Linked DNA regions of Homo sapiens: all the other regions are linked to region 2. The links are chromatin loops, found by intact Hi-C in ENCODE. Cell type or tissue: PC-9. All regions are shown on one strand.

Evidence for each region. Peaks named below come from ENCODE experiments on the same cell type or tissue, not always from the same donor. Only the 100,000 strongest peaks of a DNase experiment are listed, where the experiment ranks them.
Region 1: it touches region 2 in a loop (3-fold over the local background); 3 of 110 quality-filtered maps call a loop at or near these places.
Region 3: it touches region 2 in a loop (13-fold over the local background); 77 of 110 quality-filtered maps call a loop at or near these places.
Region 4: it touches region 2 in a loop (11-fold over the local background); 6 of 110 quality-filtered maps call a loop at or near these places.
Region 5: it touches region 2 in a loop (15-fold over the local background); 57 of 110 quality-filtered maps call a loop at or near these places.

Annotation. Positions count from the first base shown.
Region 1 is chr11:126,915,255-126,920,254 of GRCh38, forward strand. The region is part of intron 1 of KIRREL3 (kirre like nephrin family adhesion molecule 3); the gene reads right to left. The region is part of intron 2 of LOC105369559 (a long non-coding RNA gene); the gene reads right to left. Among named protein-coding and RNA genes, the nearest start is that of KIRREL3-AS2, 23 kb to the right of the region's middle. RefSeq lists an enhancer at 2,510-2,559. In PC-9, no CTCF peak of the experiment used is centred here; a DNase peak (open chromatin) is centred at 2,707.
Region 2 is chr11:126,987,645-126,992,644 of GRCh38, forward strand. The region is part of intron 1 of KIRREL3 (kirre like nephrin family adhesion molecule 3); the gene reads right to left. It overlaps MIR3167 (microRNA 3167), which reads right to left and starts at 898; the gene lies at 814-898. LOC105369558 (a long non-coding RNA gene) reads left to right here and starts at 4,787. Exons shown (of 2, transcript NR_188549.1): 1 at 4,787-4,890. In PC-9, CTCF peaks have their summits at 2,937 (motif pointing left) and 3,138; no DNase peak of the experiment used is centred here; H3K27me3 peaks cover 2,678 bases.
Region 3 is chr11:126,714,297-126,719,296 of GRCh38, forward strand. The region is part of intron 1 of KIRREL3 (kirre like nephrin family adhesion molecule 3); the gene reads right to left. Among named protein-coding and RNA genes, the nearest start is that of KIRREL3-AS4, 64 kb to the left of the region's middle. RefSeq lists an enhancer at 2,198-2,492. In PC-9, CTCF peaks have their summits at 2,312 (motif pointing right) and 2,519; no DNase peak of the experiment used is centred here; H3K27me3 peaks cover 3,685 bases.
Region 4 is chr11:127,072,304-127,077,303 of GRCh38, forward strand. All of the region lies in intron 1 of LOC101929473 (a long non-coding RNA gene), which reads left to right. Among named protein-coding and RNA genes, the nearest start is that of KIRREL3-AS3, 72 kb to the left of the region's middle. In PC-9, CTCF peaks have their summits at 2,038 and 2,250; no DNase peak of the experiment used is centred here; H3K27me3 peaks cover 1,771 bases.
Region 5 is chr11:126,605,163-126,610,162 of GRCh38, forward strand. All of the region lies in intron 1 of KIRREL3 (kirre like nephrin family adhesion molecule 3), which reads right to left. The region is part of intron 1 of KIRREL3-AS1 (KIRREL3 antisense RNA 1); the gene reads left to right. Among named protein-coding and RNA genes, the nearest start is that of KIRREL3-AS4, 45 kb to the right of the region's middle. RefSeq lists enhancers at 2,036-2,721, 2,722-3,407, 3,408-4,092. In PC-9, CTCF peaks have their summits at 2,320 (motif pointing right) and 2,522; no DNase peak of the experiment used is centred here; H3K27me3 peaks cover 4,851 bases.

The DNA of each region.
Region 1 (5,000 bases), 72 kb before region 2:
TGAGGGTTTTTGAAGTCCAATAACTCTCCTGAGCCATTCTTCCCCCACTCCCAGCATATTTTTCATTTCTTTTCATTAAAATTAGGAAATTGAATTTCAGCTCTGTATTTTTTTTTTAAAGCTCGCTGCTTGTAAATAATGGTGGCTAAGGATTAAATCCCCAATTCTAAACATTCGTCCTGAGATCCATCAAGCTGATGAAGATTTGTGTATCCTCATCGGGCCCAGATCTCAGACAGGAGAGACGTGGTCAACTGTGATTTGAGAGATGAATTCAGGCATCATAGGCTTCCTTTGCCTCTCTGTAGAATCCAGTTTTGTCCAAGCGAGACAGTATCATTGACTCACATGAAGAGTGGAACTGTAGTGTTGGAAGCTGAATGAGCACTAAAGTACCACTCATCTAACTCTCCTGCCCTCATCAGGCCAAGGCTCAGCTTTGTATTTTCAAAATCTCTTTGTAAGTTCTCTCCTGGTAGCTGATAACTGTTTTAGTCACATTGTAGTCAACCCATTCTTTGTTATTTCTGACATAAAGTGATCTTACCTTTAGGTAAGAGCATTTCACATTCTCTTATTCTCTTAACAGATCTGAACCTAGTCTTGAAATGGGTCACATAACCATTTGCAAATGTAAAAAAAATTCTTCACAAAGGTTCCAGTCTGTATATAGGCTTCATGACAGCAGGGCCTCATCTGCTCTCTTCGTGCAACCTCCCCCAGCCACAGAACAGTCTCCAGCACATAGTAGATGATGCATAATATTTGTTGAATGAAGGAGTGAATAAAATTCTAATCATATGTAAAACATATACAGCCTTTCACAGTGCTTCCACACCTAGTGATTAATAGCGTTCTAATGATACCCTGAATGAGTAGCAAAGGTAGGGTGATCCTTAGATTATTTATAAAGCAGATGAGCCCAGATATGGAATAACTTAAGATCTTATGGCTGGTCAGTGGTAAAACTGGAGTAGGTTTCAGATCACCTGAGTCTCAGAATGTGCTGTTTTCATATAGACCAGTGCTTCTGAAGGTTGAGTTAGGCATATATCAGAGTCACCCAAAGGATTTATTAAAACACAAATTGCTGAGCCCCATCCTCAAAGTGTCACTTCTGTAGGCCAAGGGTGGGCCGCCAGAATCTGCATTTTTAACACGTACCCAGGTGATGTCAGTACTGCCGGCCCTGGGACCACACTGTGAGGACAACTCAGAAAGGCCATAGTTTACGAACTGCAAAATGAAGGAATATGAGGGAGAGAGAAAGACACTTCTTAACATCCTCCGAGACTATGTTTAGGGTATCAAACTCAACTGATCGGTACAGAAAGCCAGGCTGTGTGATTTAACTGCAGAAGTCTTTGCTATCCCTTAAAAAGCAAACAAACAAAAAACCTGCTAATGTAGATCACGGGACAGGAAGTTCCAACCTGGGGATATTCTAACTTAGAATGAAGGTTAGCTGGAGTCTTTCTAAGTATGAATTTAGGTTTCGAAAAGAGATTTTGGAGCTGGATAAAGCATTAGTTACATGGTCCAAACTTCTCACATATGCACCTGCAGAAAGAAAGGGGTTAGAAGGGTGATGTGCCTAGTCCAGTGTCCCAGACTCTCTTCATGCCTGATTCTTCAGCTGTAAGGCATAATCAAAAGGGGACAGGATGTCCCCCAGCTTGGTTCTCCTACGACTGTTTCTGCGGGGACAGTTGGTCACCCTATACATGTAAATTCTTTTAACTTGTACACCAATGTTCATTGCAGCAGTATTCATAATAACCAAAAAGTAGAAGTCACCCACGTGTCTAACAGATGAATGCAAACACAAAATATGATATAGTCACACAATGGAATATCATTCAGCCATAAAAAGGAATAACATTCTGATACACAGTATGTTAAAGATTCACCTTGAAAATATTATGCTAAATCAAATGAACCAGACACAGAAGGATATATATTGTACGATTCCACTTATATGAAGTATTCAGAATAGGCAAATTCATAAAAATAAAAAATAGATTAAAGGTTATCAGGACTGAGACGGAAGGAAGTGGGAGTTATTGCTTAATGGGTACAGAATTTCTGTTTACAGTGATGAAAAAGTTCTGGAAATAAATAGTGGTGATGGTTGCACAACATTGTCAATATAGTTAATGCCACTAAACCGTATACTTAAAAGTGGTTAAAATGTCAAATTTCATGTTGTATATATTTTACCACAATAAAAAAATTAAAAAAAAACAAGGAAAAACCTGCAAACAACAAAAATCTTTCCAAACCACGTAGCACCTCCACACCTATCCTGCCTCTCTTAGAGCACTGCTCAGTTGTAGGCTGTGTGGGGAGTGAGTAATGATCACCTGGTGCAATCTGGTTTCTAGTATGAGTTGCTTCCACTCATACTAGAAACCATATATGTATACCACATACTAGAAACCATATACTAGAAACCACTCACACTAGAAACCAATAGTGAGGTGGTTGCCACTATTTCCATTGGCAACCAATACTTTTCTGCCACTCCACTCATTGTCTAACCTTAGGCATGGACTTTAGAATTGAGGTGGCGTTTCTGAAGAACGAGATGGTAAAAACAGTGGCATTTCTGTTCCCTCCTCCACCCCAGTTGCACGCTTTGGTAATTGTTGAACTCGATTTCACTTGGTGTGTGATGACACATCTTACAGTGATGGAGCAGAATTTAGATGCTGTGACTCATCTCTCCAAGCTGGGTTTCCATAAGACTCCACACTGATCTCTGGCATGTTTACTGCTGCCTGGGAAACTGGTTTTGTGCATTCTCAGAAATACGAGATTGGCCCATAATGATATGCATGCCTCTCAGAGGGAAGACAGAGACTCACGGTATGGCAGTTGAAGGACACACGACTTGAGGGAGATGGATGTTACTGAGGCAAAAGAAATGTTCATTGCCTACTCGCTCATCATGGTGCTTCCCTCCCATGTGTGTGTCCATTTGGGCCTCAGCAACATCCCCAGATGCTGGGCAGATCCAGTGAATTGCAAGTAAGCAAATAAACATGATTTAATAGTAGATGAGAAGACTTTGCCACACCATGGTACCTCCCCCTGCATTTATTTTGGCAATTTGGTGCCGAATATTTACGACAGTGCTTTAGACCATCCAGGTAGTTTTAGCGTAAGGAGTGAAGTCTTTGTAAACTAAGCTGCTTGTTCCTCTGACAGGGTGATAAGCAAGCTTGTGGTGGAGGGCAGTTACCGGATTTTAATTAACTAGCTGAATTATTACGTTTTTGCATAAACATTCTTCACCATCATCCACTCATGACATAGGTTAGGTACATTTACACAGAGAACTAAAATGATACATTCTCTGCCTCCTAGGAGTTTATAATCTAAGAAAGGGATTGCAAATACATAGAAAGGCTATTCCATTCTTCATCTCTGTGACATGGCAGACATTACTAATCAAGGATAGTTCCCCTTTTCAAAATCTTTTCCTGCATTGGATGCCAGGCAGCCATTGTAATCAATTGCAGGGTGTGCAAGGCCTTCCTGATGTCTGCATGTTATAAAGAATGGGGAGCTAGCTGCCAAGACATTCCTATGACACCAGATGGGGAATGTATTGTTACATGTATTTTAACAATGTAACAATATTGCATAGACCCAAGGAAATATGATTTTATAACGTCATATGTTATAACATCATATGTTATAAGATATGTATTGTTACATCATATTATATTATTATTTGTATTATATATATGTATATATGTATTATTATGTGTATTAATACTATATTATATATAATATGATGTATTGCTACAGACCCAAGGAGATATGATTTTTTAACATCAACTTAGGTTTTCATACCTTTCAAGTGATAAATACATGCATAATTTGTAGAATTAAGGCATAGTGCTTTTGTGGGTTTCGATAAGCCTGACTTCTCAGTGTGGATGCTCCCATGTTGTGGATGAGATTGAGCGCTGTGGTAGGTGCAGCCATCACTAATGTCTTTGCCCCTAAGACAGGAGCAAGCTGGGCCCCTTGGTTAAACACTGATTACAGCCACATACTCTCCTCACTTCCTCCTTTCTGTAGTTCCAGTTGAGTAATTAAAATCACTTCTGTTAAAGTAGCATGGTTGGCTCAACAAGCCAAGGGCAAGTTTACGGATCTGGAGGATGGAAACTACTTTAAACCTTGGTAGTTCTGGCTGCAGTGAGGAATAACAATTAGAATAATTGATAACCAGGTCCTTGATGTCCAGTCACCACCCAAGGCCTGCAACACATCAGAGACAAGCCTGATTCTCTGGCTGGAGTAGATAACAGAGCTGGGGTTGGGCTATTCTGGTTGCTTAAGCTGCAGTGGCCAAGGACATGCTTCACTTTGGTGACACCAGTTGTGCAGAAGCTCTTGAACTCACACAGTTGAGGTCTTTGTGGTCTGGGAGAGAAACCCTTTCCCTGATATGTGCACAGTAAGCATGGGGCTAAATAGGTGTGCATGACTTTCAGATTACATGCAAAGAAGTTTTAGAGGTTAAGAGTTCCAAAGAGGACAGACAGGATTTGCTGGAGCAGGCCTGGGGTAATACAGAATATTCCAGTAACAATAGTGTAACTGCACTACTACAGTATTAAGAGTAACAATATTGTTACTAAACAATAGGAGGATACTACTAAGCAGTAACAATGCTACTGCTAATTGTGTGCCATTTATTGAACAATGACTACATACCTGATATGATGCTAAATGTGTTTATAATGATAGCATTTAATTTTATCATTTAACTATATCATGTAATCTTCATATCAACCCCATGACGTACTTGTCACTTGTCATTCTTCTTATTGTACAGATGAAAGTTTTCAAAGATGAAGTAATTTTCCCAAAGTCAAACAGACAGGGAGTGGCTTGGTTAAGAATCTGCCCCCAAAACTCATGCTGCTCACTTCCATATATTATTGCTCTTGCACAATCTGATATGCTCTCCCATGGCTGAC
Region 2 (5,000 bases):
CTGCCAAGGCTCTGTTGATATGACGGCATGTCCCACTGAAGTAAAAAGAAGGCATTTGAAGTATTCTATGCAGAGATCTATCTTCCTTGCATTCCTCCTCTGTATTGCTCTGATTCGATCTAAAGGAGCTTTGAAAACGTCAAAGAACTTTCATGTTTTGCTAGTTTATCATAAGTGTCTATCTTAAACCAATATTACAATTTTAAGCATGGCCTGGGTAGACATGTGCCATCTTCTAAAATGATTTCTGACACAAGGTAAGTTGTACCAGCCGAGACCAAAGTGAAAAGAATCATAGGCTCTATGACACTCAGGCTCTCCTACATTCTAAGAGTCTTTTTATTTCCCCCTAATAACCATTATTAATCATTTCAGAAACACGTAATCTCCTGATATTTTTACTATTCTAGACTTGACAGAAAAGGAGGGTTTTGAAGTTCTGGAAAGTCTTTTTATGTAGAGTAGCTCCATTCTTCCAGCACACAGCTACCACAAGGCTCAACTCTCCCTAAGCAGAATGGGATTTATTTATTTATTTCTTAATCCACTGAAGGGAAGCTGGGTGATGATGAATTCTTTTAAAGAAATCAGCATTTGGCTTTCAAAATGTTAAGCTATACTGGAAGTGGGTTGTGGAGGCAGAGAGCAGTCGCTAGCCATGGAGGAAAGCTTCTCAAATTCTTACTCAGCTTTTGTTTGGGGGAAGAGGTTTTCTTCCATTTTTATCAGCTCTCCGTCCCAAATCCTACAAGCTATGAAGGAGGGGACCCACCGGCCAGGGCAGGGGTTTCTGTGGCTTGCTGATGGTCACACGGCTGTCGGGACACCAGTATTTCTGAAATCCTTCCTGAAGAATTTCAGAAAAAAGAATTTCAGAAATACTGGTGCCTCCACAGCCGTGTCGAGGGCACAGGTGGGCATAGGCCTGGAGGTGGCTCCTGAATGGAGCAGCAGCAAGGGCTGTAAGGGGTCTGCACAAGGGTGTTTGATTGGCAGGTCTTTGACTCTCCAGTCGAATGACCTTCAGGCAAGTTACCGAATCTGTCTAAGCCTCAGTAGTTTTCATCGGCAAATGGGTCTAAGGATCCCTACTTTATTAGATTGCTAGGGGATGGAATAAGGGAATGCATGCAAAACTCAGCAGTGGGCCTGGCCACAGGCCTCAGTACCATCTCCCCGTGGCTGGTCCCCATTCAGCAATCACAAGGCTTCGGGGGTAGAGAAACATGCTGAGGCCAGCACACTGAAACCATTACAGGTTTTGATTTTTTTTTCTCACCACTCTCCTCCCTCCTCAGTTCAGCTTTCTATTAAGGTATCCCAAAACACTAACGCAGCTCTTGGTGAAAGGAGAAAGGGAAAAAGTGGCCAAATCAAGGGGTCGGGGGACAGCAGGGCCAAGGTCAAACACCTCGTTGGTATAACATCTTTTAATTTGAGGAGGAGCTCAGTCCCCATTATTTTCAGTAAATTCTCAAACTATGCAGCTCTATGTTTCCTCTTCTACCCTTGTAGCATCAACTCTGCAGTTTGAAGTAAGGTTTTGCAAAACTTATGCAAAAAGTTTTCTTTTCTACAAGAGATGCTGAAGAAGTCACCTGGAATTTGCTAGTAGAACTATCAGTAAAATGAAGACAGCAATCCTGCCTTCAGCCCAACTCCACTGCCCAGAAAGGCTGGCACTGTGGGGACGAAGGGGGCAGTGGCAGCTCACCCTGATGCAGAGAGAGCGGCAAGGGACTCTGATGGTGAGTCAGCTGAGGGAAGCTGCTGGGGTCTCAGCACACCGTATAGAAAATCCCTCCAGCAACTTCAGAAAAACTGAATGAAAGGCCAAAGGTAACATAAACCGCCAGCTCTACCAACCACTCAGGCTGCAGACCAGACAAGGGAGTGGATTGTTCCCATGGTGGCTGCACCTTTCCTTCATTCTATTCCCGCTATCTTAGTTCACGCTGCCTGTGGATCAACTCGGGATCTCAGACACATCTCGTCACAATTATCAAGTGGCAAAAAAGGTGAGCCGCCATCCCCTTGGAGGTAAAGAAAGGCATGACGAAGTCTTAGGGCCAACAGGGGAACGAAGTCTTAGGGCCAACAGGGTTCCCCCGGTGTCTCTCCTGCAGCATGAAGGCCATTGTTTCCAGGGCCTGTGGCCAGGATCCAGTTATCTTGCCTGGAAGGATGTTCAAACAGCCATGGCCCGTGGTGGTTTTTTATAATGGTGTTGTTGGAAATTAGTAATACCATCCAGAGGTGAAAACAGAGTAGCACCTCCACAGCCTGCCCAGGAGATCAGGAATAATGAAGCCTCATTTTAGCATCTGTTTGTTTTGTTTTTTCAGCATTTGCGGGGAATGACAACAGAAATATTGGCTCCCTGACCCTGGAAGGGTGGAATCACTCCTTGTGGAAGGGAAAACGCCTGGAGCGGGGCAGGGGGCACAGGCCTGGAGGCGGCTCTAGGGAGAGGTAGGGGCTCTGGGCTGGCGGTCCCCCTGCTGGGGAGGACTCACCTTCACATACAGGAGAGAAACATCATCCCTGTGGCAGGGAAACCCGTGTGGTGGGCTGAGCTTCCTCGCTCCCTCTCTTTGAAGCTCTCTCAAGCCCCTCTGAGCATTTGCAATTGTACCCCCTTAGCTGCTGCCACCCTTCATCCGGATCCCCTCAAACACTCCACCCTCACACCCTGCAGAATCAGGAGAGAGGAACCCGCCTCCTGCGAGAGCCGCCGCCATCTGTAACGTTGCCCTCACCACCCAGAGGCGAGGAGGAGAGCCCCCCATCCCTCCCGTCCCTTCCCAGCTCCCGGCAGCCACTAGGCTTTCCCCTTCCCCGTCCTAAGGGACCTCCCGGGCTCTGCTCTCTCTGGGCAGGTTCAGGGCTTTGCAAGCGCTGCTGCTGCCACCATCAGGCTGACTGAGGCACTGCAGCCTTCACCTGGCGTCAGGGCCCAAAATAGTGCCCCAGCTCTTGGTGCGGCTTCAGAAGAACAGCTCCTCTCTGCCTCCGCAGTTGCCCCTCACTCAGGTGCAGCTTCCTATGTAAGAAAAAGGCTTCAGAGGGCATCTCCCTGAAGAAACAGAACTCCTTGTGAATGTGGGGTGGACCCCAGCGTCCTCTAGCAAGACGCAGAAAAAGTGCAGGTCCTAGGATTTAGGGAACGCAACCACTGAGGGATTAAGTGGTGGTTTTGCTTTCTTTGCCACAAGGTCAGTGAGGCAGGGAAGGGTGGGAATCACTCCTCCTGCCACTCCCGGATGAACGTGCTAAGCTTCCTGTGCAATGAACCAACCGGGCCCCAGTGTTACTCTGAAGCTGTCATTGCTCCCAGCATTGCCAAGGGTGACAGGTGGACTGTCACACTGCACCAGAGCCGAGTCACCTGTGACATTTGCAGGTGACTGACAGAAATGGGCACTGACATGCATTAAAGAACAGAAGGACGCGATGGTTTCCTGTTGAAGCTGAGCAGTGGGTGGCTTGGCAGAGGCTGTTTCTCTTGGCGTTGTCTCTGGTGACCCAAAGGGCATTCAAAGCCTTCCAGAAAGGAACAACTTCCTGCAGGGCACGTCCACACTTCACTTAGTCAGGTTCTTCTTCTGCCTCCTGCCAGGGGCCCTCTCAGCATCTCTCCATGTGCTGATATTACAAGCACTGCTGGCTTCTCCTCTCATTACCCCTCATTCCATTCCAATATTTCCACACTTATTCACAGCCTTCTATGTGCCCAATAGTGTGCTAGACACCAGGGGTGATAAAAGACTTGGATTTTAATCAACCAATTAAGAGAAGCAAAGTCCCTGCCTTTGCTTCCTTCCTTTTTATTATTATTATTATTATTATTTGTCAGAACAGCCACAAAAGGAGCTACTCAAGCAGTATGTCCTTAATTACTCTTCAGCCCCAAAGCCTGGCCTGTTATTTCCTCTGGAAACTTTGTACCCCGAGGTAAAACTGAATGCCAGAAAGATAAAGAAACTGACTCAGAAAGAGTCTGGAATAAAAAAGAAATTGAACTACAATGCTGCCTCCTTGTTCGAAGGTCAGACCTGGGATTCGGATGCATGATTTTCATAGGAAACTCCCTAAAATCCTTTTCCAGTCCTAGACACTGGGGATTGCCACAAATTATAAGACTATGACCTGTCTTATGACACCACAGCTTAGGATACTCTCCTGCATTTTTTAGTGTTGATGTGGAACAGCTGGATGTACCAGCATCTTGAGGAACATCAAGGCACATGAATAAGTGAACCAGACTGAAAATGACTTTAGTCAAGCAAAGTAACCTCTCTGGGGGTATGACAGCAATAATGCCCACTTCTCATTACTTCTGCTGATGAAATGAGGTAGTGCTTGTGAAAGCCACTCTGCAACTTATGAAGCTTTACACAAATGCTAGTTATCATCACCATCATCATCATAAGAACATAATTACTGCCACGACTAACAACACCCTCAACAACCAAAAGAATTTGCCAGGCACCTACAAGAAAATTTGCTGGCAAAGAGCAAATAGAATGCATCACCTACTCCCTAGGAATGTGTCATCCAAAATAAATAGATTGTTGCTAAGAGATAATATTCAGAGAATCTTACAGTTGGAGAGGTTTTGGACGTCATCTAGTCTACTCTCTAACCCATTTCTCAGGAATTGACTCCTACATTCCTGATGGCCTGAATTCCACCGTGAGTCAGAACACTCTCAGCAATGAGAGACTGTTCAGTGGGCCAGCCTTAGACTTGAGACTTACATATCCGCAGTCATGGAAATAACACTGTCTATTTCTTGCTGAACAATCGGGGTTTTGCTTCATCATTGAGCTTGTCCTGCCAGCCTCCACCAGTTCCTGAAGAGAACAGGCCAAAGTGTGGAACATACAGGTAGATCTGATGATATTCTCTACTCTTAAATGGAAGGGTACTCAGTGCCAGAGCCTTGTAAAACATTTCCAACATCTTCTGAGTAGAATTGTTTCACTTGTAACCTTGGT
Region 3 (5,000 bases), 270 kb before region 2:
TGTAGAAGCATGTAGACCCCTGGCTTAGAGCAGCATAAAGAGGGGAGCGTGTGGCCCAGGCCGAGCCCTGATACTGTTGCAGCTCTGGCCACAGCCCCTTAGCATTCAACTAGACATGCAGAAGAAACCTGTGCTAATGCCTGCGATTCTCTGTGGGACAGCGGGTGTGATGGAGTCACGGAGATGTGATGGGGGGCATTTGGGAACATGCTCATTCTGTCTTGGGCAAATGGCATGTGCTGGAGAGTTTCCGCCCTGGGAGGCAGCCCTCTACACATGATAGGTATGGGGCTGGTGGGGATAAATGCCCCAATTTCCTCACTTCTCCTTGGGGAGAATGCCACGTCCCAGAGTTGCACGGTGGGCTGACTGCCAGTTGCACACAGTGGTATCTACATGATGATGAATCCTTTACTGGCGTCTTTCCTTCCTTTCCTACTCACTTCCTCCCTCCCCTACCAGGGTTTCCTGGGATCGCCCCCTGAAACAAACTACTTGCATTTGAATCCTTGTCTCTGGGTCTGCTTTGAGGGAAGATGTGGGATATCCCTGAGCTGCCTGAGGTGGGGGCTTATGTACCAAATCCCACCATAGAGAAGGAGGCCCCTGCTGGGTGATCAGCGGAGTTTTACTTACATGAACTTTCCTCCTGCTTCCCCATCCCAGGCACCCGAGGCGTCAAGCCACAGGGTGAAGACTCAGGCTTCATCTTTTTCTCAGATTCTAAACTCACACCCCACCTTTCTGTGTGGCTGCATGGCTGGGGACTCCATCCTCCTAATGATCAGGTTCTTGTGCAAGCCTGTGACACTTTCACCTTGTGACAATGCCCAGACAACTAATAGAGTCTCTGTTTTGCCACCGGATAATTGTTTATTTCCTCTTTCAAGGGAACTGTGTAGAGGAAGAAATCAGTTGAGAAAAACAGTCTTGAGCTACTCAGGCTATCCCCATCTATTTTGTGGGGGAAGAAAACTATTCAGCATTTTCAGGTTCCTTCCTTTCAGATCTTCCCAAAGATCTCAGTGCACAACCAGGGCTGGTCTGGGACAGTTGCTGTGCTTCTGCTCTGCCCTGGCCAGCCTCTGAGGGGGTCTCCAAATTAAAATGCAAGTTTTAAGTCAGTGCTCTCCTTTCCTGGGGATTGTTGACAGCTCAAGACCACATGGGCTCATCACTGTGATCTTAAGGAAAGAAATGATCAGGGCAAATGGCTCCAAATGAAGATGAAAAAGCTTTTACAGTGACAGGGAAGAAATATTGCAGGCTGCTTGAGAAAATGCAGTTTGGGAATATAGGAGAACGTGGACCATTTTGCAAATCAAAAACAAGAGGAAAAGGGACTACAGCACGTGAAACATACTAAAGAGAAGAGCAAAAATGAGATTAGAAATAAAAGAAGGGCAGGCAAAAGGAGGAAAGAGAATGCGGGGGAGGCAAACATCAGAGAGACTGCACAAGAGCAAGAGGGAAGACAGAGAATGTTCAAACACCATCCACGATGAACACGGTTGCAGAGAGGCCAGTGTTCCACCGTCAAGAGCGCAGAAAAGCCCTTGGTGCTCCTCTGAAGAATGCAAGAGCAATCTGCAGTGTTATTGACTAGTGGAAAAATGGCTCCTCTCTGACTTAGCACAGGATGCAATTTATCTTCAGAGAGTACCCTCCATACACCCAATGTTAGTTCTTAGGCATGAGGTTGGGCAGGAGAAGGGCGGAGGAAGAGGTGTGGGAAAAGAGGCAGACAGGGAGGTGAGGGGGAATGTGGGAGGTGATGAGAAAGAAGGAAAAAGAAGAAAGGAGATGGAGAGAGTGATAGGGAGACAGGAGGGGAGAAGGAGGAACAGATAGGAGGGAGCTATGAAAGAAAGAGTAAGGTTAGAATAAAGATTTGGGAAGGAGAGGGAGGCGGAGGAAGAAAGAGGAAGGGAGGGAGCTGGAGAGCAAGATTTTGAAACTCTTAAACTAAGAAGAGCAAAGCAGCTAATATGTATGGAGCACCTGCTAGGTGTCACGCATTGAGCTAGGTGTCATTTCATTATTATTTGATCTCATGCTAACACCACCTTGGTGTTATCTCCCTCATTTTTATAGGTGAGGGATGGGTGCTCTGAGTTTCAATAACTTTGCCCAGAACCACAGCGTTGAGGCTGTAGGGAGGTTAGGATTGGAGCTCAGGGGACAAAGCCTGTTTCAGATGACACAGGTCAGCCACATCCCAGGGAAACAGGAAGGGACTGACTTTTATGGATCTCTAGCTCCCATCTAAGTGATACTGATGGAGCACAGAAGATTCCTGGGGACACTCACTGTGGCCTGTGAAAACCTGGGCCTCCAAACACCAGGGGGAGCTATCACCCTGGAAGAAACAGCCAAATGCATCTGAAAACTGGCCATATCAGTCAAAGAAGGTATTTACTAGCCTGAGTGTGAGTGTGAGTGTGTGTGTGTTGGGGGGGGGGGGAAGTGTGGGGGAGAGTAACAGCTGATTCTTTCTAGCTGATTTTCATTTTATACTGGACCTCATCTAGATGGGATCCACCCATTATTTGCAGTGGGTGCCTGTTTTGTTTCCTTTCCCCTGCTTGTTGGCTGCTGACTCATTTGCCCTGGTTACCTGGGAAGGCGGGAATGAGCCTAGGGCAGGCATAGAGCTCAGCGCATCCAAGATGATTTGGTGCGTTTTTGACAGATGAATGACCAATGGGAGGATGAACACGTGCTTGAACTGGAAGGGTTCTGGAAGAAGCATTTGATTCTTCCTCACCCAGGTCAGATCACCATCTCAAACATCACTTTAAAACAAAGAACGCCACAAAGGGAGATTTCTTTGCCTTCCTTAGACCTTCACGCTGGTCCTTACCTTCAAGGCTGTCCTCGCTGGACTTTAGCTGTTGAACCCACTGGCATCCTTTCGGAAGCCTGAGGTTGGGAGTTAGGAGAGAAGCTAATTATTCTATGGTGTCTTGGATATGCTAACAATAACAGCTCCCGTCCAAGGCTGTCATGTTATTTAATGAAATAGTGGAAGCGTGATTATAGTTTATAAACTCAAGTACTTTGACAGTGGTCACTGCTCTGAAGGTGCCACTGTTGTACAAGTGGCTATGTGAACCAGCAGTGATAGAATGTCCCAGCTGTTGGCTATGCCTTACCCTATTACCCTAGATCTATTGACTCAGATGCTTTGAAAGTTCTCGCGGGGAACTGTTCCTTGTAGACTCTGCTCAGGCAGGTTGGCGTGGCCAGGCTTGGGAATGGCTGTCACCACACACCTTGTCCTCCATCCTCACTCATCTCTGTCCTCCTGCTGGCCAGTCACCCCCACCTAGTGGTTCTCGTCTGTTTTAATGAGTTCAGAGTCATTGCCAAACTAAGTAGTCAGCTTCCATCAGTGCTATTCTTCATGTTGAGCCACAACATAAAACACTTTATTGCAATTACAAATAGCAAAATTATTTTCTGCCGAGCCTCAGCATCTGAACTTAATGGCATGCTGTAATGCCACCCTGCGCTGATGTGTGGCATATCTAATATCCATCTTTCTTAGAAATAACAGTGTTCAGAAATTAGAAGGGACTTTAGCAGTGAAATAATTAATGTGGATAACCATCATAAACGGCACAAATGGAACAAATACAGATGGTAGTGAGCCGTGATTGCTAATATGCTAACCTGTTTTGACAGAACTCTACATTTTTTCATTGGGAGGTTCATGGATAGAAGTTAAAATATCCCTTGCCTCATGACAAGAGCTTTGTCTTTCTGGGTAAGAGATTCAATGATCTCCTACCTGGGCAAGGTAGCATCACCGGAATTTGCGCTGAGAGGAGGGCTTGCATCCCAGCTCTGGGCTCTCTCACACCCTTCCATCTCCTGCAGCCACATTTCTGCCCTCTGCCTCAGGCTCAGGCAGGCGGGCCCACCCAGAACTGCAGCCAGACACCCACCTCTTCTGTGCTATGGCTCTGAGGGAGGGGCAGGGGCTCCCTGGCTGGGCTCACTCAGTGGGAAGCAGCTCTTTGAAGATCCTAGCTGCATGCAGGTGCAAGTTGCGGAACCCAACTCCAAGAGGCTGCACGGAAATGAAAAATTGCCATAGAAAGATGACTCACCAAATCACAGACACTAAGCTATTGAGACAAATATAAGGACGAGGGTGTTTGGGGGCACTGGAAACACTTGGCTGTGCCTGCTTTTGGCCCTGCTGGCCTTTAAGCAGCATTAGCAGCAGAAGGGCCATCCAAGTTTCTCTGGATGAGTCAGAGGTCCTCAGAGAAATGCTGGAGGGCAAACTGGGGAAGGAAGGTAGAAAGGATCTAGCTTTAACTTATTAAGGATAAGTGCTGTGCTTTACACATATTTTATTTACTCTCAATAATAATCATTTGCCGTGGGCATGGTAAGTTAATATTTAAGATGGGGAACCTAAGAATTAGACAATAAGTGATTTGCCAAGTTCACCAGGGGCAGGGAAGCTATGGGCAGAGCGGCTAGGGATTAGGGTCACACCACCCCGGCCAGGAGCCCCATTGATACGATACAGGGGGCCTCACTGAGTCTTTCTGCCCCAGGAAGCCAAGCCCTCCTCTCTGATGCTGAATCCCAGCCCCCTTCTCCCACTCAAGGGCGTTGATAGAAACCTTTGTCTCCTTTCCCTCCAGAGTCATCATTCCCCCTTTATTTAATCATCTTCTTACAAATATGCTGTAATATCTCTAACTTTTTTAAAATGGAGAAGCCTTTCTCATGTTTGTTTTCCTCCTGCTATACCTCCTTTGCTGTGTTCTCTTTTACAGAACTCAGAAGAGCTGTCTCTCACTGTCTCCTTCATCTAGACAAACGCATTTCCCTTCATTCCGACACTCGGTAACCCACTTATTCTGGTTTTGTCTCAAATCTAAAAATACGCCACTGAAACGGCTTCTTCCTAAATTACCAATGACTCCATGTTGACAAATCCAATGGTCAACTCCTTGTTGACACAAATGGCCAGCTCT
Region 4 (5,000 bases), 85 kb after region 2:
TTCACATATGTAACTGATGTTTAGAGATGGATGGGACCATAGAGGTGATTCATTCCAAAATCTTTATTTTACAATGGGGAAAAGGAAGGGTTGGGAAAAAATTGAATAAATAATGCCATTTTATTGAGTAGTAGCTGACTCCCAGTCCATTGCTTATTTCAGTAAACAAAATTATTTCCCAGATATGAACAACTATGTCTACAGAAATAAACAAATGTTTTTGGAATCACGGCAATAGAGAATCAAGGCGAAGAAAGTTTTCTGAATTCTTCAGCCAGCAGAACCCGAAACTCTGAATTTTCCTGTAGAGGGGGTGACTTTGCCTTGGGTTTGCCATTTGAGCAGAGATCAGCTAGTGAGTTGTATCTCTGGTCTGCAGAGCTTGTGAATGGCACAGAAAATGAGGAGGATTTTGAAGCCAGCTAAGGCCAGGTTTGTATTGTAGTTCTGCCATTTTCTTATCTACTGTGCAACTGCAGGCAAGTAAGTTCGCTTTTCTGAGCTCAGTCTCTTCTTTGGAAAAAGTGAATGACGTATGCTACGTATCTGTTCCCTCTGTCTTGTCGACAGTGGTCATGCACCAGGCACAAGATGCTGAGGTTTGTTGTCTCTATTTAATGTCTCACTACAACTTCACAGTTTTTAAAATGAGGCAGCAGTTAATATTATAATGTCTATTTTACAGGAGAGGAGAGCCTGACGTTTCAAGAACTCAAGGTTCAGTACTAGGTCTTAGAGGAAGACTTCATTTTAGCTTTGATGCTCTCCGCTAGGCACAGAGAAACTTAAGCAGAATGACAAGACCTGCTGTTTGAGTAACTCACGTTCTGACCAGAGAGACAGACATGTCAGCAAGAGGTTACAATACAGTGTGCTCAGATTCTCCGGGACTTGGAGCACTTGTTCCAGAAAGGAAGGCCAGGGAAGTCTTCCAGGAGTAGATGGCGCCTCTGCTGACCTGAAGGGTGAGGAAAAAGTGTCCAGTTGCAGAAGGTATGATACTGATAATATAGAGATAAGATAGCTTTTAAAGACCTAGAGGTGTAGACTAGTTTGAAACAGATTGAAGACCTACAGATAGTTGTGTGTGACTAGAGTGGGGTTGGGGTGGGTGTGTGAGGAGATTTAGCCTGGAGTCTGACCACAAAGTGCAACACATATCATGTGAGGAGGGATCTGGACCCTAAAGCATCGGGAACCTGGGAAGAGACTCAGTAGGGAGTGACATCATCAGATGCGAGTTTTGGCAAGATAACTAACTATCTCACAAGGTTTCTGTAGGAACAGTAGAGCCTACTGTAAAAATGTTTCAGATTGTGGCTGAGCAAGAAGCCAAAATAACATACAAGGCAGCTAATTAACAGCATTTTCCAAACCTCCCACCTAGGTGTTTCTACCTTAGCTACCTTGCATTCCTTCCTGACCTCATCACAGACACTAAGCTCAGTCTGAGTGCTATGGTAGAAGTCCAAGGCTGGCAAGAAACAGAGCACGAGAATGGGAAACCACAGGGTGGATGGTTGCATCTCTGCAGCTCCTCCCCTTCTGGCTTAGAGGAACCTGGGTGCACTGACTGGCGAGCAAGGGTATCCTGCTCCTGGGCTGTCATCCACCCTTCAGGAACAGCCTCGTTGGCCTACTTGCTGCAGGAGCATCTGCATCTTTGCTTAATTGGATTCTCATCTTTTTAAAAATGTATTTTTGTGCGGTTGCCTAGAGGCATTCAGATAATGGGTGCATTTTTAATAGACTCAATAAGTAAATAACTGTTATTTTCTCCTCAAGAAATCCAGGGGGACTAGAGTTCTATTGCAGCTTTGAAAACAATCATACCAGAAATTGGACTAGGAGACATTCTTGCACAGACTCTCTGGGTGATTCTCATTGTTGTTCTCAGGACAGATGAGACCCAGCTGTCACCAGACACAAGTATGAGTCAGCTTGGGAGTGTGTGGCGCTAGTGCAGCTGCCTTACCGCAGACACCTGAGGGTTCACATGCTGGCAGCTAACCCCCTCTAGTGTTGATTAGAATAGACTATTTGCAGCTGTGGGAACAGACTTGCATGTTGAGGTGGTAAATCTGTGAGTGGGTGCCCCACCCCATGCCCCACTCTCTGCGTCTCAGGCCCACAGTGCTGAGACCGATGGTTTAGGGTTTCTAATTTTGTGTTGCATGGTGACTCCATGACCTTTTGGTAGCCTGCCCTGATTGCTCCCCCATAACCAAGGCCTCTCTCATTCTAGGCTGTACTGCCCTCCCCATGTCTCCCTGAGGTGTGATACTCATTCTTATCGCCACACTGTGTTCACGCCACTCTTTCTGCCTGAAATGCCCTCCCCTACTTCCACTGTAATTCTTCACATTTCAGATCAGGTTTCAGTTCCTCTTTCCCTCCCCGACTAAAAGTTCTTCTCTACAAATCTTGCAGCACTCAAGCACCAATGTCTTGCATTTGAGATATGCCACCTCATGCTTTTATTTAGCTCTTAATGGCTACAGAAGCTCTTGCGGGAGCAGAATGTTGACGGGCATCTTGCATGTAGCAGATAGCCCCACCTTGTTTATCCCAGGAAGCTGATGGACTACAGCAACCATCACTTAACTCTTGCATAGGAGCAGCTTAGACATAAAGTAGCTTCTCTACCTGCCCTCTTCAGCTTGTTGTGTCTGTCACACCAAACCCAAATCTTCTCTGACAACTTTCCAAAAAATTCTGGGTTACCAGCACTGCCAAACCCAGGGTGAATTATATGCTTGGGCCTAAAGTATTCCAGCCTAATTCCAAAATTATTTTGAATTTGTGGTGAGCATGCAACTTAAGTGACATAAAGGGTGGTTGTTTGAGAGCTACGTCCTGTGCTTGTGTATTGTTTTATGCTGTATCCAGCCACATTCTTCCTCAGAAAAAGAGAGGAGGTGAGCTTGGTCCTAATAAACAGCAAAGCTCTCATTAGAGAGAAACTCTCCAGGCCTGGTCCCTCATTAAATTGATTGGATCCATTTTACAGATTTGTTCACTGAGGCAGCCATGCCCTGATTGCATTTTAGGAGGACCACGGAAGTCAAGAAGTTCAGCTTCTGAACTAACCAGACTATCACTGATTCGTTCTGCACCCTGAACTTTTACCCCTCCTGTTTTGCTAATGGAAATAGGCTAATTCAAAGTCACAAGAGCAACACTTTGAAGTGGAGCCTTGCTTGAGATGAGGATTATAGACTTTAGTTTCGAATGAACCCCAATGGAGCCTTTCTTCCTGGGAAGACGTAGAGCAGCCCTTCTGTAACTCTCCATTCAAACCTCTGCAAATGCTATCAGCCATTGCTAAAGCAGATCTCAGCAAGTTTATTTGGGGACTTATGCCTCATATGTGCTCTCCTTCCCTTCCTCCCTACTTCCACTTATGGTCTCTATTCCACTTTAGCCACCTCTATTTCCTTCTTGCCCAGATTTAACAAGGTCCCTCTCAACCCCTCTCTCAGAGAACAGAAGTTAGTAGAGGGAATGCCGCAGGGTCCCACTGCCTGCAGAACCTCTTCAGCTGAATCCCAAAGGAAGCTCAGCAGCTGATGGGGAAGTGATTTATAATCCTAAACACAGTTCTTTCACTGTTGGTTCTGGCTTCTTGCATCACAAATTGCTCTGCATATTAGCATTACATTGATGACATTCAAAACAGGTGCAACTGCCTATAGAACAGCTGCCGCGGCCCACTGAAAGCTTCAAGCCGAGACCTGAGGTGCATGAACCCTCCTTCTGATAAGCTTCAGAGCAGGTAAAATCATCATTAAAGGAAAATTGACTTGTAAGTATGTGCAAGATTGTAGTTATTGCATCTAACCAGAAAGAAAAGCGAGGAGCCAGCAGCCGAGGGAATCTTCTTTAAAAATGTATTCAACAGAACAACAGAAAAGAAATTGCCATCTCAAGAGTGTTATGACACAACTTTAATATGGCAAGAGAGCAGACTGCTTGCATTTTCCTGGAATAGAGGGGGTCACAGCCTGGAGCTGGGGCCTGGGAGGCAGCATGGTATGGAAGCCCAGGGAGCACAGGGTGCAAGGTCCTACTTTAGAAAAAATGGAGCAAGAGGTTGTATTATGGGAAAAAAAAAAGCAACCCAAAGAAGCCTGGGAATATCAGATTTGGAGTCAGCCTAGTTAATGCTGGAACCCAATATGTCACCTGTGATAATTTTGATCCTGAAGGATAATTTCTAAGATTTATTCCATTTAAAACAAAGTGACCTAAAAGTTTTCACAATAAGAGTCTGGAACTCAGAAGGAGGGTTAAACTTAAGGTGGCCCCGGTCTGACTTCCACATGCAATTCTGGCTTCTACTTTTATACCTATACTACCATTTACTGAGCACTTACAATATGCTGGGGGCTAAGTGTATCACTTAATCTTCACCACGATCATATCTGATAGGGTATAAATGTCATCTAACAAATGAATTTAACAAATGAATAAACAAATAACTAACAAATGAGTAAACTGAGGATCAGGGCAATTGTTACCTGTCCCAAATCACACAGCTTGAAAGAGGCAAAATCAGGATTTAAACACCAGCTGCCAACCCTAAAAGGGGTTGACCCTCTTTTTTCAGAGTATCATGTAATTTATTTCACAGCCATAACGAAGCAAGAGAATGGGAGTGTAGATAAAGCCTCCTACGCAATCCTCTTCTTCCTCTGGCCTGTATACAAATAGCAAAGTGATACTGCAAAAATGATGGGGAAGGCCAGGTGCGATGGCCTACACCTATAATCCTAGCACTTTGGGAAGCCAAGGAGAGCAGATCACCTGAGGTCAGGAGTTTGAGACCAGCCTGGCCAATATGGTGAAACCAGTTTCTATTAAAAATGTAAAAATTAGCCAGGAGTGGTGGTGGGCACCTGTAATCCCAGCTACTTGGGAGGATGAGGGAGGAGAATTGCTTGAACCCAGGTGGTGGAGGTTGCAGTGAACCGAGATCATACCACTTCACTCAAGCCTGG
Region 5 (5,000 bases), 380 kb before region 2:
ATCTGCAGCAGGTTGGGGCCCCATGGATAACTATATCTAGGGACCGACTCCTGGGATCTTACCAAGTCACATTTGCAGTTGGTGCCTCCTTAGTCACTGCCAGGATTCCAGGCAGGTATAATGTGCTGCACTTAATGTAGAGGATCAGGGTCCCAGTGAGCAGCTTCATCTTCAGGCGTCGGGAGTGGGAGCAATGGAGCACCCATGGTCTCCAGGTCTCAGGCCACTTGGGTCTGGGATTTGAGGCTCAGGGGGAGGAGTCCTGCGGTGACTGCTGTGAAGTGGTGTGGGGGCTCAGGATGGGACCTACTTCATGGGACATGATGGATGAGACTCAGGATGCCAGGAGGGAGGCACAGCCCACACTTAGCAGCTTGGCGCACGCAAATAGGAGCTCTGCTCACAGCCTGTGCTGGGCACTTCATTTCCCAGAGACAACCGGCGCGTTTTAATAATGTCTACTTGGGTTAATGAAAGTTGTCGGTTTCACTTAATAAATACATTGCCATTCTTGGCCACACATATCCGTCATGCTGGGCCTGGAGCTGTGCGTCCCGCCTGAGTTGAGTAGGGATGCTGGGAGTGGGAATGGGGTGGGGAAAGCATGGGGCATATGGGTAGAGAGTGAGGTCTGGAGGGCATGGGACATGGTCCCTCTTGGGAGTTAAGCAGAGGGAGTCCTCTCATTGCATCTTTCCTCTGGGATCAAATTAGAGGCACAAAGGGCAGAAGGGAACCTTGGAGGTTCCTCCTGTTCATTCTCTGCCTCAGGGAAGTGACACACAGAATGGCCCCTTTGGCAGGGAGCAGTGAGCCATAGTGTGGTCCAGAGGGACGCAGGCCATCTTGGGAAGGAATCCCAGTTGACCACTCATTATCTCTGTAACTAAGTCAATTATTCAATCTCCCTGAGCCTCCATTTCTTCAGTAAAATGGAGCTAATAATCATATTTGCTTCATAGAGCCTGTTTCGAGCATTCCAGCATAAGCCATGGGAAGCTCTTAGCAGGCACCCAGCATCTAAAGCACTCAAATCAGAGTCACTAGTATTATTAATGTTAAAATATTATTTTTATGAAGGCACAGTTTAGTATGGTGTTTATGAGAGTGGATCTGGAGTGTGGGTTTGGATTTCGGGTGTATCACTTACTAGCTGTGTCACTCTGGAGAATTTATGTAGTCTTTCTGTGTTTCAGTTTCCAAGTCTGTAAAATACGGGGAAATAATACCTAACTCATGGAGCTGTGAGGAGTGAGCAGATTATGACATGTACATCCTTTGGAACACAGACCCAATAAATGTTAAGAATTATTAAGTTGTCGATTTCACAGGGCCATGGGGGAGGGAAGTCCGGGCTCTCTGGGAACTGCCTTCCACATTTCCCCACCTTAGGGTGGTCTCCAGACCACATCCCAGATGACCTTACACACCCCAGGGGTTGATACCAGGCCGAGACCCTCGACATTCCAGGGAGGGAACCGGAGGACTCCAGTCAGTTTCCAAGCTGCATAACTTGGTTCAAGGTTGGCAGTGAGGGGAGAGACCCAGGGGAGGGATCATGCTTAACATTCTTGGGACATTCTCCTTGAACTCTGCAGGGGCCTTAAAACATCCCTAAGTGCCATACCTCTACATGCTGGCCTTCTTCTGCACTCTTTTTTTCTTTCTTTAAAAGCTTAGACTGATTAAAGATGGGAAGGGATTTGGGGGGTCAAGGGAGGACTCTGGATGGGAAAGGGGAGAAGCTCAGATGATGGGAAGGGGCGGGGGTGGCCAGGCAGTGCTTTCTAGCTGAAGTAAGCAGCTTTGGAACCTGCCTATCACATGGCCGGGTATTCCAGGGTTTTTAAATTGCATGCCACATGTTTATCCTTATTAAGCAGTTGTTCTCTTCCAAGGGGCTCTCTCTGGCAGCCAAGAACCAACCACAGGGCTTGTCGTGGGGCTTATGAGTAGCTAGGGCCTCCCAGGAGGTCGTCAGAGTGGATGGAGGGGCAAAGCCAGGAAAATACCTGGGGGCTTCCACTCCCTAAACCCAGGGAAACGATGGAGTAGCTGAGCCGAGATTGGCTCACCTCCTTGTACAGGAAGAAAAACTGCGGCCAGAGGGGCAAGGCGAGGAAGTCGCCATAACACATTTGGTGTGGTTTTGGGCAGACAGAACGGGTTTCTTATGGCTGGGGCTGCTTTCTAATGTGAATATGAGTACTCTTGGCTGGGAGAGGAAGGGCTGGAGGAGAGATCAGGAAGGAGAGATCCACATCTGGCTCCGAGCTGACTCTCGGTGACCATGACCACCTCCTTCCACTGGAGGGAGCAGCCTCTCCGCAGGTGGGGCTGTCCCTCAGGAGCAGGAACTGGGCTCCCGCTGGAGAGAAGCAGCGCTCCACGTTCAAAGACCATTATTGCCATTATTAATTGATCGCTGTTATTATCATGTAGGCATTAAGTGGCTTCCTCTGCCCTTTGAGTTGTAACACTTAGGGCAGCTGCTAGCGAGGACAAAACAAAGCTTCCCTACTGCAAGAGCTTTATCTGGGTCCCTGCTGCTGTGTGGCCTTCTGCAATTAGCCATTTTACAGATGGAGAAACTTAGTCCTAATGATTTGCTGAAGGGCCGAGTTGCTTAGCCCTGCAGGGTACACAGATGAATAGGGAGCGTTGCTGAGCACTTGCAATCAAGACAGAGTTGCCACCCACTGCAAGGACGAACATCACTACTGGGTCAGCTCTGCAGCTGCAAGTCTGGGGAAAAGGGATCCACCCAGGCACTAGGGCAACTGCTCAGCCCCATCGCAGCAAGGGCCCGAGGAACGAGCACGTCAGCTGTCTCCAGGGCCTTTCTCATCATCTCCCGTGCCTGCCGTGCTGTCTCTTACCAACCCAGGAGGGAGGGTTGGTGGCTGCTGCTCCATCCTCACCCTTTAGACCACCCCACAGGTGGGACAGGGTGGGCCCAGGTGGAGTCTGAGCTGGGTGCCAATTCCAGGAATGCAGCTGGAGGTGGGGGCGGGCCATGGTGGGCCAGGACAGGTGGGAGAGAAAAGCAGGAGGCAGCTGAAGGGGGCGGTCTCAGAAGCCCCCGCTGGGAGCCTCCTATCCACCTGGCAGGCGTTTGGAACAACGTGCTGAATAACAGCAGCATTTGTGAAATCTAATTAGTGCAGGCCCAACTTCTGACTTCCTGTGCGGGGGCTCCTCCTCTAGCCCCAGGCTATCGAGCTGAATTAAGCTGCCTAAGATCACCTCATTAAATTCACTAACCTTGCTTTTCCACCAGGTTTAGCCCCTGGTGCCCTTCCTCTGTCTGTGGGAGGTGCGCGTCTGGCATTCCTCCAGTGCGTTCCCAGGCAGGTGTTTTGAGAAACTCCCCTCCTCTTCCCTCCTCTCCCCTCCCCAAATGGCTCCCTTAATCACGAGCTGCTTTCTTCTGAGCTCAATAATCACCCTGGACTAATCCATACACAAAATCCTGTGGCTGCAGTAGGAGCCCCCTTCCCAGCCCTCCCTGGCTAAGGGATGGTGGTCCCAGAGGCACTGAGGACTCCTCCTGGAGGCAGGCAGGGGGCTGTCCAGAGGCAGAGCATTGGGCCTGCTGGCAAACTGCTAACTGGCACAGGTGACTTGCATTTCCTGGGGCCTAACTGCTGGGAGTGCACTTCTGGAGTGGAGATGGGCAATGGGGATGCCTGATGAGACCTATGTCCAGGACAGGAGGGGAGGGGATGGAGAAGCAGCTCTGGAGCCCAGCTTGCTGTTAGCCCTGAGAAACAAGTGACTTCCTGTGGGTCAGAGTACAGGGTGGGTAGCAGAAACAATCAGGCCAGAGGGGTATTTGTTGCAGAAGAGAAATGTGATGCAATTAGTATGCTAGGAGAATGGAAAACTAACCCGGAGACAGGGCTAAAGTTACTGCCCACTCAACTCTGCATGGAATTGTGCTGAATTGAGGAGCACTGCAGCGAGACCTGACCACCGCCCAGCCCAGGTTGGGTTTGTTTTCCCCGCTCTGAGACCGGACCTCAGGAAAGGGGTGCGGGGAAGGTTGGGTTCAGAAGGAGAGACTCTCCAGCCACACCTGTGAAGCTCCAGGCAGTTTCCCTAATGTCTCTCCTTAGCCTCTTGCAGAGAGGGCTAATGTATGTCTTCCCCCCGGGCTGGTGGCTGGGTTAATTGGACCTTGTTTATGTAGCATCTATTATTTATGATTTCCTTTCGTCTCTCCTGAGTATGACAACTGTGGTTAAGCAACCAGAGTTATTCCTGCCTCGGGACATGTATGAGGACGGTCTCCTTTGCAGCCTACCTGAAGTGAATGTGAGGCCGAGAGGCTTCGTGAAAGGTTAAGTGGGTGGGGGACCTGCTGGGAGAGAGGGGCAGGGGAATGTGCCTGAGATCAGACAGCCTTGCACTAAGCTCAGCTCCTTTCTGGGGGGACCTCCGATGCATGCTCACTTGTATAAAATCTAACTGGAACTGGGATCGTGTTCTGGGGGTTCCGAACTTTGGCTGCATATTGGAATTATCTGAGATGTCTGAAAAACCTGACAACCAGAGATTCCAGATTAATCGGTATGGGGGTGTGGCTACAAGGTTTCAGAGCTCCCCAGTATTCTAATATACAGCAAAAGTTGAGAGCCACTCGCAGCTCCAGCACATTCTTACTGTGTCAGTTTTTTTCTGTTGATTATGAACAACAGCAGCTAACATTAATAGAACCTGATGATGCGATAGGCACCGAGATAAGAATTTTATGTGGATGACTTCAACGAATCCTCAGAACAACCCAATGTTGTTGGAAGGTGCAATGATCATCTTCCTTTTACAGATGAAGAAACTGAGGCTCAGGGAGGTTAAGTAAATGAGGCCGAAGTCACACATTGTTTCAGTTACAAAGTTAGGCCTGACCTGACTCCAAAATCTGTGCTGTTAACTTTTTTTTTTTTGAGACAGAATTTTGCCCTTTCACCCAGACTGGAGTGCAGCAGCAAGATCTCGGC